Regions from separate parts of the Homo sapiens genome. Here region 2 is linked to region 1. The links are chromatin contacts, found by Hi-C or POLR2A ChIA-PET in ENCODE. All regions are on one chromosome and are shown on one strand. The core of a region is the stretch at or near the end of the contact, and the rest is flanking DNA. Distances in the headings are between cores, read along the strand shown. Region 1 holds the start of LMTK3 (lemur tyrosine kinase 3). Region 2 holds the start of IZUMO1 (izumo sperm-oocyte fusion 1).

Region 1 (3,904 bases), core at 852-3,351:
GATTTCAGCCTCCCATTGGCTGCCTCTGAGACTGTGCTCTATGGTAATCTCACCACCGCTTGCCCCTTAAAAATCCCCAAATCTGGTTTTGGATTAAGCAATGGCTTCCACCAAGATGATCTTTGTCTGCCTCCCCATAGGCTGCTTCCAAGATTCCAGCGCTCCCACCTATGCCTTTCCCATTGGCTGCCGCTGGTCTCAACCGCCCCAGCCCCTGAAGGAACACACTCAACATCTTCTGGCCTTTCCCGGGACACCATGGGATGCTGGTCATGGCGTGGGGCAGTACCTGAGTGTGAAGGCTGCGGGGCAGGCATTGGCAGGGAGACCTCAGCCAGCGGGAGAATGTAGACATCAGGCAGCGACTGTGAGGAGGAGGTCTCCTCCGCAGGGGGAGTGTACTCCCCGGAGCAGTCCTCCCCTTCAGGGTTCTCAAATTCCTGGGGCCAGGAGAGGAGAAGAGGGGTGGGAGAACGCAGGGCTGAGAGACACGCCATCGTCTTTCTCTTAAGTTTGTCTCCCCTTCATTTTTGTAACTGTCTCCCAGTCCCAGCCCAATTTCCATCCCCCATTTCCCCATCCCAAGGCTCCAGATCTTGCCATAGCTTCAAGCTGGAAGGTGCTCTCGGATTTACTGCCCCCTTCTCCCCACCAACCACCTGTGTAGGGGGTAAAGGCCTTGCTGGAGTCTTCCTCCCCAAGTTGAATCCCCTCATGCACCTCACCTTGAAGCCGACATCGCCCCGTTTGCAGCACAGACAGGTGAGGAGGAGGAAGATGAAGGCCAGCAGGCCGGAGCAGGAAATGAGGACCACAGCGTAGGGAGGAGCCAGAGGAGCCCGGCCCAGGGCGAATCCATCTGTGGGCACAGGGCTGGGCTGGGGTCCCAGCTTCAAGTCCCTGGATACCGGAATCATGCCCCCTCCCGTCCCGGCACGTCTTGGACTACAACTCCCGTGATGCTCTGCGACCAGGGTCCCTTGGCAGAGGTGCAGAGTGGCCCAAGGCATTGTGGGAGTTGTAGTTTGGGGCCTTCCCAAGTGGTTGGATTGGGGGTGGGGTCTCTCTTCTCGTCCCAAACTGGGACCCCCGCCACCTCATCCCACCCCATCCCCTCACCCCAGGCTTGGATGAATTCCAATGAGGGTTGAAGGAAAGAGGAGTGATAGTGAAGTCTGGAGCTTGCAGAATTTAAAATACGCTCCCGTGGACAGCCTCATTACCCCTCGTTGGGGAGGAGGACTAGCTCTCAGCTGCAGGCTGGGAGAAGATTCTTGCCCCATGCTGGAACCCCCCAGTTTGTGGGGTTGAGATCTGTCTCTTTTAGGGACGCTTGGCGCACACCGATGTTCTCTATCCCCAGCCCAAGACCCAGAGAAGGGAACTCCGCAAGCCCTGGGTCTCTCCAGAAGCCAGAGACAGCCTCCCGTGTTGTGTCCCCCTTAGAAATAGTATTCCTGTCCTCTGCCCCCAATTCTCCCAGAGGCCCTGTCCTTCCCCTTCTTCCTGCACACACCAGCACAAACACATGCGTGCACGCATACACACATGTTGCCCAAACGGAGCCCCCTCCCCACCCAGCCCCCAGCCTCCCTCCCACAGGCCCTGCTGACAGAGGCACCGTCCCCGCCGCTCCGGGCCCTGCTGGGCTGCGGGAAGACGCGCACCAGGTGACGGGGCAGGACCCGCAGACAGACCCCTGGGCAGACAGCGAGGCCGCCGCGGGGGTGGGGGCCACCGGACAGACTGATGGCCCGACAGACTCACCGGGGTGGGCCGGGGACGCCAGGCAGCCGGAGGCGGAGACGGCCGCAAGGAGGATGAGGGCGCCGGGGGCAGGCATCTTGTCGAGGATGGCAGGGAGGTGGAGGTGGTGGCGGCTGGGGAGGAGGGGGGGGCGGGCCCTCAGCCCCCAGCCATGGGGACCCGCGCGACCCTGGCCTCCTCCCGGCCCAGGAGAGGGGCAGGAGACGCAGGACAGGGGGAGGGAGGGGCTGCTTGCTGGCTCAGGTACCCCCCTCCCCCTCTTTGAAGGGACAGACGGATGAAGGGATGGAGAGGCGGACAGAGGAGAGATGCTGGGGAGCCGGGGTTGCTGGGGTGGGGGGGAGAGGGTAGGATGGGGGGGGCGAGAAAGAGGGCCCCGCCCCCGAGGGCAGCCAGGATTGGGGGAGCAGAGAGCCTGTCACAGGAAGGGTGGGAGGAGGGAGGATGGAGCGTCGTCATGGCAACTGGCTCCCCCGTAGCATTGGCTGCCAGGAGGGAGGGGAGGAAATGGGAGGGGGAGGGACAGACAGGGACCGGCACACACTTGCAGCGGGGGTGGGGGGGCAGGGCCCACGGGTGCCTGGCCCGGACACCGCTGTGACATGCCACCAGCATGGACACATGTGCTACACGCTAAGATGCAGATGTCAGGCACGCGCAGCCCACACACAGCTGACACACGTCGCAGGGACCCTCATAGACAAGCGCATCACATACAAAGGTGGACAGCCATCAGCAGACGGGGACACGTACACGTCACACACAAAGACGCAGGGACCGCACTGGAAACGCACAGGCAGGCCAGCTTCCAGCACAGATGCACCCGGCCACGCAGGAACGTCAAAGCATCACAAAGACCCACACATGCCCCGGACAAAGTAAAGCCCCAGATCCACAGACGCACACGCCACAGACAAAGATCCCCACGGACACCACTGTGACATGCTGACACTCATAGTCACAGCCACGCAGACAGTCCCTAGACAAATGGGCAACAAAGAATACCCACAGACACAAGTATCACATACATGCACGTCACACAGACATGCACAGACAGCAATTGCACAGACACACGCAGACACACACATCACATGAACTAACATAGACACGGACACAGCAGCTACACAGAGACAGGCACATCACATACATGAGTACACAGAAACATAATACATGCATGTATACGGACACGTAACATGCATCACTCACACGGACACAAGCTTCACTCACATGGATACACACAGACACACTACATACACATGCATGCGGGCACACACAACTCATACATACAGGGCTACATAAATCACATGCAAAAATACACATAAATACACCACACACTGATACATACAGACACATATAACATGCACATATACACAGTCACACATACATAAGCACAGACATAGGCACACAGATCAAATACACAGACACACAGAGTTGCACACATCACATACCTAAACAGACATGGACACACACATCACAAATACACACACCTTTCACACAAGGTTACAAAGACACAGAACCCCACCACAGTCACACATCACATACATAAACACACACTGGCACACATAACACATACAAAGAGTCACACACCCACAACACAGACACAGACACGCGCACAGACACACGGGTCGCAAATACCCACGTTTCCCGTGCGGTTACGCAGACATTACACAACCACAGCACTTGCCTCATACAAAAGATACATGATCATAGTTTATTTAATGTATTTATTCTTATGAGTATTTAGTCTGTGCCAGGTATCGTCCGCAGCGTTTTACACGTACAGAATTACCTCTCAATCCTCACAACCGCCCTCTGAGACAGGTATTTTTTAATCATGCCCATTGTACAGATGAGGCAACTGAGGCACAGCGCGGGGTAGTCACCTGCCCCAAGGCACACAAGCCGGGGAGTGGCAAAGCTGGGACTGGAACCCGGTCCATCGGGGACACCGACACATCAGACAAGGACACACATACATCACGTGCCAGGCCGCCGCCGTCTCGGGGTCACATCCCACCCTCCAGCGCCCCGAGCTGCAGACACACCCGGAAGCGCGGACTCCCACCCTGGGCGCGGACCTCTCCATCGTCCGTGAGCACCTGCGAGGCGTTCCCCTGGGTGAGGCTGGGCCGGAGCT
Region 2 (3,904 bases), core at 596-3,095, 240 kb after region 1:
GCTCAAGGCCGTACAGCTAGGAAGTGGCAGAGCAGGCATTGGAATCTAGGCGGTCTGGGTCCACAGCCTAGTATCTGACCAAGAGACCAGGCATCACTAACGCTGGCTTCTCTGAGAGATTCGGGACTCCCACCCCCTTGATGCATTTACCTTTTACATCACTGTCTGTGATGCGTTTCAGATCCTTCAGCAAACTCCAGGACCCCTTTTGCAGTGTGGCCTCATCTGTCAGAGGAGATATAACCCCAGATTCCAGCCTTACTGTCTCATTGGCGCGCCTAATCTTAGAAACTACAATACCCATGAGGCCACTGGGCAAAGATAGGCCTGGTTAAGGACTCAGCCGCCCGTTGCCTTCTGGGAGTTGTAGTTTTATTACATAAAATTGCCAGCCGAGGATAGGGAAAACGGTATTTACTAGCCTCGGGGAACCTCGGAATCTGCATCTCAGCCTTCTCCATTCCCGAATCCCGGAGACCCTGCTGTCAGCCTCTTCCTTCCCCTGGTCTTATCTCCCTCCTTTCCCAGGACCCAGGGGTCCGTGGTCCCCCCTGCCCTCACCAACGACCCCCATATAGGCATCCTCATTAAGCGACAGTTCCTGGAAATCCTTCACGGCATTCTCTACCCTTTCCATCATGGCTTTGTGATGCTTCGCATCCAGGTGGCCAGGCAGGTAATCTTTCTCCAGGGACTTTAGCGCCAGCACGACAGACGGGTCACATATAACACACCCCTCGGCAGGAAGCAAGCAACCGGCCAGCGCCGCACACAGGAGGGTAAAATGCGGCCCCATTGCAGCCGGCGCGCACAGTTCCCGAAGACCGTTAGGAAGGGTGCTCTCACCCCAAACCGAGAGCAGGAGAACGCTAAACGGAGAAAAGCCAAAATCCATCTTAAGAAATCCCACTGGGCCGCCTATCCATGGGGTCCGCAAACCTCGAAAAGAGGATCTTCAGGAAATCTCCAAATAAAGAGGACCTATGTCCTTCATCAAATGCCTCCGAAGTGTGAAACTGAGCCCCAATCCAGGGGACCCAAAATTTAGGGTTCTCACTGAATCCCCCAACTGAGAGATCAGAAAAACTATTAAACAGGAATCACTCATAAGTCCCCAAACTCAGAACCTGGAATCTCCCAACCCCATGCGCCCCTTCCCAAAATCCCAAACTGTGGAATTTTCCAAGTCCCCAGATTGACGTGAGCCTGAACTCCAACCCTTAAGAGCAACACCGAGGCACTCCCCCGCCAGCCCCCCAAAACCTGTTGAACCTCAAGCTGAAGATTCAATGCCCAAACCAATAAACATCTAACACAGACCCAACCACGATATTATCAAACTCGGAACTCCTTCAAAACCAAAACACATACCAGATTCCTAGAACTGAGGACCCCACTAACACTTAAGCGAGACTCCATGCGGTCCTCTAGACCTAGGGGGCCCTTGTTCACCCTTCCCCAAAACTAACGGGCTCCCAATTTGCAGGGCGCACCCTTCCGCTTAGAAAAAGGAGCCCCGATGCATCCTGAACAGTGATGCACCCTAAACAGCCGCTCCCCGACCTTGGTTCCCGATTTGTGGCCTCTAACACTAGGGTTCATTGAGGAGCCCGGTCCAGGTTCTGAGGGCTTTTAAAGAGGAAGCCGGGGTCATGACCACCTACGCTAATTTTCCCAGGGGTAAAATCAAGGATTGTGTTGGGGACGAGGGTAAGGTTGGTTGCGTGAAATCGAGAGCTTTTCGACGGGGTCTGAGTCACGGACGATCCCCTCTCCACAAGGAACTCCTGAAACCACCCCCTCCGAGCTTCTCACGTAGGGGCCCGAATTCCTTTATAGATATTCCTTGGGGTTTTCCTCGGCCCCACCCAGAAACTCAACTCTGTCTGATTGGACTGCAACAAAGGGAGGTCCCGCCCATCGCTCCATGACGTCACAGAGGCTGCAGCCTTTTTGGACTAGAATTTTCCCAGCATCTAGGGAAGAGGAAGCCTCCTGACTACTCTGGCTTCCAGAGTCAAGGACCGGACTCAGGCCTTCAGTTTCCTCCCCTCCCCTTGCCCCAGGACCCAGGCTTTGGGCTAGATCCGGCCCCCCAGGCCGCTGCCGCCCCCACCGCGGTCCTTGGAAACGGCTGTCGAGCCACGAAGTGGACATTTTAGCCCTAAGACTACAACTCCCAAAATGCCCTGGGGCCTCTTTCTCTGTAGCTGACTGACGCTGCCAACCTCATAGCTTTCCGGGAAATGTAGTTCAGTGATAATCCGCTCCCTCCTCCGCCTCTTCTGCCCACGCGGAGGTCCCAGTGGGAGGAGAGGACTGGGGGCCAATACTGACAGTCCAGGAGTGAGCAACTGGGGGCTCAGACGTTAGGGTCCTGGAAGGTCTCTCTCTCCTGTGTGATAGAAACAGGGAACCAGAAAAACAGGGACCACAACTCACACAAGTCCAGCAACAAGGGGCTGTCAGATCTAAGTAGGGACAGTACTCCCAATCACGAGTAATAAAAATCCTCAGGGCCCGGCGCGGTGGCTCACGCTTGTAATTCCAGCGCTTTGGGAGGCCGAGGCGGGCAGATTGTCTGAGGTCAGGAGTTCGAGGCCAGCCTGGCTAACATGGTGAAACCCCGTCTCTACTAAAAATACAAAAATTAGCTGGGCATGGTGGCGAACGTCTGTAGTCCCAGCTACTTGGGAGGCTGAGGCACCAGAATCCGAGAGGTGGGAGTTTGCAGTGGGCCGAGATCACACTACTGCACTCCAGCCTGGGCCACAGAGCAAGACTCGATCTCTGAAAAAAAATAAATTAATTAAAAAAAAATAAAAGTCTTCAGAAGTACCCCACCTTTTCCTCCACTCTCTTACACACACACACACACACACACACACACAAACCCACACACACATACACAGTGGCTCTGGCTCCAAAAAAGCTACAGAGACACGGGTTAGTGCTGTAGACTTTTAATTCATACCTCCTGCTCTCTCACCCGTGGCAGCTGAGTTGGGAACAGTACTGTAACAATTGTAACTGTAACTCCCTGATAAGCCTACAGGCATGGGGTCTGGATGAGTAGACAGGGGATGTGATCAGAGCTGACTATGTTTAAGGTTTCTTCTTTCACCCTCCAAAAAACAGCAAGGGGCTCCTGAGATCTCGACAACCCCGTCCACCTTGGCCAGACCTCGTGCTCCTGCCTGGATCTGAGGCTGGGTCCAGGGTCTGCCTACCTTTAGATCGTTTTATCTCAGACCTGCCCAAAGCCAGATGTAGTGGTTCTGGGAGTTCAGGGACAGACAGTGGTTAGCAATGAGCACGGTACCTGCCAGTTTGTCACAAGCACAGAGGGTGTGTTTATACCTGCACACTTCCAGAAAACAGATCCCAGACCCTCAGCAGCCCACCTGCAGACAAAGACCAACTTCCTTCATTGTGAGAGGCAACCTGAACTCACACCCAATATATGGAGCTCTTGGCAGTTTATGAGCTTTAAAAAAAAGTGTCCCTGGATCCCTGGAAAGTTCTGCTCCAGAAGCTGTACCATTTTGGCAGTGATCCCTCACCCCACGTTCACATTTTAGCCTGTCTGCTCAAAACAAACAAAAAAAAGTCTTTGAGGGGCTGTGGGGCTTGTTGGACAGAGTCCCGCTCTGCTCACCAACTACCCCAGCTTTTCCAGAGACTGTGAACAGAGCAAGACGCTGGCCAACTAGAGATGGTTTGTTTTCCATCTCAATTTTTCCAGCAATGGTGGAACATTCATTAGATGCTACAATTAGGTTGCACATTCATTAGATTCTTCACTTGGCCCGGTGTGCTGGCTCACATCTATAAACCCAGCATTCTGGGAGGCCAAGGTGGGAGGACTGCTTGAGCCCAGGAGTTGAAGAACAGCCTGGGCAAT

The links. Hi-C counts contacts between places; a loop is a spot of excess contacts on that map. ChIA-PET counts read pairs that join two places held with the same protein, here RNA polymerase II (POLR2A). Pooled maps may share reads with other maps.
Region 2: a loop to region 1 is called in a pooled map, with 3 times the contacts of the local background. The contact joins the promoter of IZUMO1 here to the promoter of LMTK3 in region 1. A Hi-C loop is called at or near these places in 1 of 37 single-sample maps with no recorded cell type and 9 of 50 pooled maps. POLR2A ChIA-PET finds 5 or more read pairs at or near these places in 1 of 52 experiments (activated CD4-positive, alpha-beta T cell).

The regions. Positions count from the first base shown.
Region 1 is chr19:48,509,734-48,513,637 of GRCh38, forward strand. It overlaps LMTK3 (lemur tyrosine kinase 3), which reads right to left and starts at 2,102. Exons shown (of 15, transcript NM_001388485.1): 1 at 1,768-2,102; 2 at 726-859; 3 at 290-440. The coding sequence starts at 1,843.
Region 2 is chr19:48,745,064-48,748,967 of GRCh38, forward strand. IZUMO1 (izumo sperm-oocyte fusion 1) reads right to left here and starts at 1,846. Exons shown (of 10, transcript NM_182575.3): 1 at 1,372-1,846; 2 at 562-869; 3 at 151-225. The coding sequence starts at 796. FUT1 (fucosyltransferase 1 (H blood group)) reads right to left here. Exons shown (of 2, transcript NM_001384359.1): 2 at 2,948-3,904. RefSeq lists a cis regulatory region at 45-565 and enhancers at 1,341-2,126, 2,127-2,912.